2 separate regions of the Homo sapiens genome follow, and region 1 is linked to region 2. The links are chromatin contacts, found by Hi-C or POLR2A ChIA-PET in ENCODE. All regions are on one chromosome and are shown on one strand. The core of a region is the stretch at or near the end of the contact, and the rest is flanking DNA. Distances in the headings are between cores, read along the strand shown.

Region 1 (2,700 bases), core at 119-2,618, 39 kb after region 2:
CCCTCCTTCTGCACCCATTCCTGCTCCTGCTGGCCCTGCCTGGCCCATCCACAGTTGCTGCCTGTGGGGCCGGCAGGGGTCCATCCTCCACGCAGGCCCGCTGCCCCGTGTTCCCAGCAATGCCGGGCCCTGTTTGTGGTCCACTTCTCAGCTTGTTGTGTGAAAAAATATTTGGTGTTGCTCAACTCCAGAGAACCAAGTCAAGTTCCGTTCTCTGTTGTCAGAGGAGCTAATGAAACAGCCTGGTCAGGCCGCTCTGGGGCAGTGTTCTGACCCCGGGAGGCCTGCACTGGGGCCGGGCTTTCTGTGGCAAGGCGGCCACTCCCTTCCCAGGTGACCCTGGTGCCTGGGCCCCATGGCACCAGCTTGGGGCACTCAGCTTGGGGTGGCCCAAGGAGCCAAGGCAGTGGCCCTGGCCATGCTCAGGGACGAAGCTTCCTCTTGCCTGCCGGAAGCCCCAGCCAGTGGGCAGGGCCTTCCTGGCACCTCTCATGTCCTGCTTAATGCCTGGGAGTGTTGGCGACCCTGACGTTGCCTCCAGTGGTGGCTTCAGTGGCCCCGGTGGGCTGGGTCCTGGTGCAGCATGGCGGGGGGTGGCTGCCTGCCCCACCCCTCCCCACTGGGACTCCTTGTCTGGAATCTGCCCCTTTGGAGAGATGGGCCTGTGGTGTGACAGCCCCAAGTGTCCCCAAAGCATGCATCCCCCGACATACACAGCATCTTCCTGAGCCTCAGTGCAGGGCAGGATGGAAGCCGCACCTCCACTGCCACAGACCAGAGTCTGCACAAGGTGCCTGGGACCCAGCTCGGGGACACCGTCAGGACCCAAGCCCTCAGGCAGCCCCTGTCCCGCTGGCTCCTCGAGCTGCCCTTTGGGGGCTGTTAACCCCTCTGCAGAAGAAGAGCCCAAGTCTGTGTCCTCCAAGGGCCATGACGCTCACTTAGGCTTCCGGGACACTCTTGAGAGCTGGCTCTGGCTGGGAGGGCCAGGGCCTCCATCAGTTGCCCCTGGACTCCCAGGCAGAGGGGCAGTGAGACTGTCAGCATGGCTCAAGGGGCTCCAGAGCCTGGGCGCAGGTGGACTGTGGCTGAATGCTGCTCCATGGGAGCACCCGAGACACCATCTGGTAAGCAGTGGTGAGGGTCCACCATCAGGTCCCTGAGGTGAGTGAGCTCCCAACTCTGTCCACTTCCTCCACCGGGCGGTACCGATGGGCTGGGTCATCCCCGCTGGGAGCGGCCTGCCCAGCAGTACAGCCTCCTCTGCCCACATGGCCCGCCGAGCTCTTCTCTGTCCAAGGCCACGGGCGATGGAGGCTGTGGTGACTCACTGCCAGAGGCTCTACTCCCGGGGGAAACAGGAAGCCCGAGTCCTGCCCGCCCACCTGCTCGCTCACAGCCTGCCAGGGGTTGGCAGCAGCACCCGCTTCCCTCACAGAGCCTGCCCCAGGGTAGAAATAGGGAGGGCGTGAGGGGTGCCAGTCTGTGCTGAGCCCCCACATTGCACCTGCCCTGTGCTGATGGTTGGGTCTCCCTGCCCCTCAATCTCTTCCCCTGGTGCAGAGAGAGACCAAGCGGCACTTCCACCTTACCCAGACCTGAGACACCCCCATGGCCAAGGCCACCACGATGGTCCCTCAGGGGCCCGAGTGGAGCCTGTGCTGCCGTGTCCGGGCACACCAGCCCTTCCGTCCACAGCCCAGGACCCCATCCCAGTGTCCCCTCCCCTCTACCTAAGGGCTTTCTCACCCAGAGCCGGCAGGCAGGTCTTGCTGGGCTCAGCCCTTTCAGACCTGGGCCCCCTATGGCCTCCAGACCCCGCCTGCACTCCCTCCTGCATTCAGATAAGCACGTCCTCCCACCTCACACGGCTCCTGTGAGTCACTGCAGTACACAGGAAGGGGGTCCCACCAGGCCAGGCAGACGACCCCTGGTCTCCACTCCAGGAAGGGGAAGGCACAGGCACTGGGGATGAGGAGGAAGATGAGGAGATATGGGATGGCTTCTAATGGCAGATAGAGGCATCAGACCCCACCCCAAGCACCCAGGAGGGTCCTCCAAGCGGCTGATCCCCTCCTCCAGGTCAGCTTGGGGTTTCCACAGAGCCAGGGCTGGGGTCCCCACGTGCGTGTCCTTATGGATAGGGGAGGGCTTGGGTGACCTCAGGACCCCTGTCAGCATCCTGATTTCCCTCATTGTTGCCCACCCATTCCAGCATCGGGGTCATGAGAGAGGCCATGCCAGACTCACCCAACCCTACCATGGAGGCTGAAGCAAGCCCCTTTGGGCAAAGAAGGTTTGAGGAAGAGAAACCCTTCAGGCCAGGCTCCCTGAGCTGCCTTCAAGAGGAGAGGCCCCCAGGCTGCTGCTGAGACCAAGGAGCTGCCATTCCTGGGTGGGGTAAGTGGGGGTTCCCCGGGCTCCTAGGCCTCTAGGGCACCCTCTCTTACATCCAGTCGAGGCAATTTCTCAGGAGGGCCTGAGTCCACGTGAGGAGCGGGTTCAGCTGTGCCGGGCAGCGGCTGGCGAGCTGGCAGGTGACTTGGGCAGAAGCCCCCAACTCACTTGCCCCTGCGCCCCCGGAAAGTTGCCCACTCCTGTACTGTGCCCAGCCAGCCTCACCAGCCCCCGCAGCCTCCAGGGGGAGCCAGGCAAAGCTGCTGGGAACCGGGCTGGACACCAGCCGACCAGCAGCCCCCC
Region 2 (2,700 bases), core at 1-2,500:
GGGGTGCTCACACTGACGGCCGGCACTCACCCCGTGAAAACGAGGCACAGCAGGGTGCAGAAGAGGATGAGGACCTGGTTGAACATGGCTGACTGTGTCCGCAGGATGGCACGGTGGAAGTCATTCTGTGGAAGGAGTGGTGGCTGTCAGCGGGCAGGGACTGTGGACCCCGCCAGGAGCCAATGAATAGAGACTAGAAGGACAGTGGAAAGCAGACGGCCCGGCCACACCTGCGTCTCGGCTGAGGCCCACGGGGCAGCCTGTACCTGGCCACACCTGTGTCTCGGCTGAGGCCCATGGGGCAGCCTGCACCTGGCCACACCTGCGTCTCGGCTGAGGCCCACGGGGCAGCCTGCACCTGGCCACACCTGTGTCTCGGCTGAGGCCCACGGGGCAGCCCACGGCCACACCTGTGTCTCGGCTGAGGCCCAAGGGGCAGCCCACGCCTGGCCACACCTGCGTCTCCGCTGAGGCCCACGGGCAGCCTGCACCTGGGTAGGGCACCCCCTCTGCTGTCCTCTCTCAGGACGGGTCCCCATCTTGCCTACATCCCCGGGGATGAGGCTTAAGTCTCAGGTCAGAGGGCTGGTTAGTGTGCAAGGCTTGGACCCAGCATGGTAACGCTGATTTACCACTGGGGCAGGAATGGGGGCTGTGAGTCAAGGGGTCTGGCTTGGAGAGGGTGGGCGCCTAGGGAACTGACTGCTGCCATTCACATGACAGGGACCATGTTGAGACACTCAGAGCAGGGCCTGCCTGTGGCCCCGTGGCCCAGGTTTCCTGAGATGCTCAGCACAGGGCCTGCCTGTGGCCCCGTGGCCCCAGTTTGCGTGTGGCCTGGTGTTTGTGGCCCTGGTCCTCGTGGCCTGGGTTTGTCACACCCTTCACTTTGTCCCTCCTCCTCCTGCCAGCCATTTCATTTCCAGGCTTAGGAAAAGCTCTGGGATTGAGTTTCTTCCTGGAAGGAGGGCATTCGGGGCTTGGCTTGGATGTTTTCCAGGAGCAGAGACAGAGTTTCTGCTGCCCTGGCTTCCCGGTCCTCTACAGGTCATGCCAGGGCCGGGGCGTGGCAGGCTACGTCGCACAGTGTCTTCCAGGGCCGGTGAGGCTGAGGGTGGCCCCCCCAAGTCCCAGCTGCACCCCCCGCCCCGGCTTACAATCATGTTTTCCAGCGCGTGCTTGGCCAGCCAGCAGTTCAGAAAGACGGGGATGAACAGGTTCCGCAGCGGCGGCCAGAAGATCTGTGAAGGGGACAGGTCAGGGCTGGGGCTCCAGGGCCCGCACTCCTGGCAGCTGGGGCTCACCCACCGTGATGATGAAGGGCAGAGTGTTGATCATCTCCAGGACGAAGGACACGCGGAAGATCTGCTCCCAGATGTTGCCCTGGGGCCAAACGGGGGGTATCAGCGGGGGCGATGGAGGGTGGGGGTGGGGCCCAGCAGGGGAGGGGCAGGGTGGGGAAGAGGGCGAGGAGCCCACCCTGGAGGTCAGTGGATGAGGCTGGGAAGTGTGGGGAAATAGGAGAGGGTGGGGGAGGTGGGGGAGGCTGGGGAGGGTGGGGAGGGTGGGGACCCCCTGTGAGGTGCCATCCCGGGCAGGCACTCACTTTGTAGCTGAGGTAGATGAGAAGCATCGTCTCCAGGAAGCTTATTATGGCCACGATGACCTGGGAGTCAGGAAAGGGAAGGAGCTCTGGAGCAGGCCGGGGCTGGGGCTGGGGCCTGACCCCACAGGCCTCGCGGGCAGGTACCACACAAAGCCAGGTGTGTGTCTGGGGTCTGCCTTGACCCTCACTCCCATGTCAGGACAGTCTTAGCCACCAAGGCCTTTGGCTGACCCCCGCCAGGGCCGAGGGCAGATGGAGTCTTGAAACCATGGTCCTCCTGGGCCGCCCACTCTAGGCCCAGGGTGGGATGGAGGGTGCAGTGGGTGAGGCAGGACGCTCAGGAAGACACCAGAGAGCGGCTATCCCGCTGCCCTGGTGGGGAGGGAACGGAGATGGAGGCTCAGTGGACCTGGTTTTCCCCCACGGAACCCCTCTCAGCACAGGCATCTACTGACCCCTCTGGAACATGATAGGGGTGGGTGTGAAAGACCCTCTCTGGTCTCAGATGGAGACATGGGACCCAGTCATGAACTAGGTCACCCACCCAGGAGCCAGCCAGGGACCTGGCCTGTGCACTCTCCACCCCAGGAAAACAGCAAGGACACAGATGGGTCAGTGGAGGGAGAGATTCAGGTGGTGAAGCAGACAGAGGGGGTCAGGAAGTCCTCAGGGATCCCTGGGAAAATTGTGTGGAGAGCAGTAGAGCCTGGGTCGGTCCTCAGCACTCACTGAACCTGGGACCCCTGCTTACTGAGCCTGAGTTTGTCTTCAGCATTCACTGAGCCTGGGTTCCCTACTTACTGAGCCTGTCTGTCTTCAGCATTCACTAAAGTCTGGTTTCCCTGCTTACTGAGCCTGGGTCTGTCCTCAGTGCTCACTGAGCCTGGGTCCCCTGTTTACTGATCCTGGGTTTGTCCTCAGCATTTACTGACCCTGGGTCAGTAAATGCTGGGTTTGTCCTCAGTGCCCACTGAGCCTGAGTCACCTGTTTTACTGAGCCTGGCTTTGTCCTTGGCATTCACTGAGCCTGGGTCCCATGCTTACTGAGCCTGGGACTGTCCTCAGTGCTCACTGAGCCTGGGTTTGTCCTCAGC

Evidence for each region. Hi-C counts contacts between places; a loop is a spot of excess contacts on that map. ChIA-PET counts read pairs that join two places held with the same protein, here RNA polymerase II (POLR2A). Pooled maps may share reads with other maps.
Region 1: a map of endothelial cell of hepatic sinusoid shows a loop between it and region 2 (7-fold over the local background). The contact joins two enhancer-like sites. A Hi-C loop is called at or near these places in 1 of 168 maps with a recorded cell type or tissue (endothelial cell of hepatic sinusoid) and 1 of 50 pooled maps. POLR2A ChIA-PET finds 5 or more read pairs at or near these places in 3 of 52 experiments (A549, Caco-2 and H1).

What each region holds. Positions count from the first base shown.
Region 1 is chr9:135,717,444-135,720,143 of GRCh38, reverse strand. All of the region lies in intron 2 of KCNT1 (potassium sodium-activated channel subfamily T member 1), which reads right to left. Among named protein-coding and RNA genes, the nearest start is that of KCNT1, 17 kb to the right of the region's middle. RefSeq lists an enhancer at 1,227-1,521. Within about 2 kb of position 1,368, at least 2 of the 41 ENCODE cell types and tissues checked have a DNase peak (open chromatin) inside an H3K27ac peak, as active enhancers do.
Region 2 is chr9:135,755,839-135,758,538 of GRCh38, reverse strand. KCNT1 (potassium sodium-activated channel subfamily T member 1) reads right to left here. Exons shown (of 31, transcript NM_020822.3): 7 at 1,607-1,666; 8 at 1,309-1,383; 9 at 1,158-1,241; 10 at 31-125. Among named protein-coding and RNA genes, the nearest start is that of KCNT1, 55 kb to the right of the region's middle. Within about 2 kb of position 1,250, at least 2 of the 41 ENCODE cell types and tissues checked have a DNase peak (open chromatin) inside an H3K27ac peak, as active enhancers do.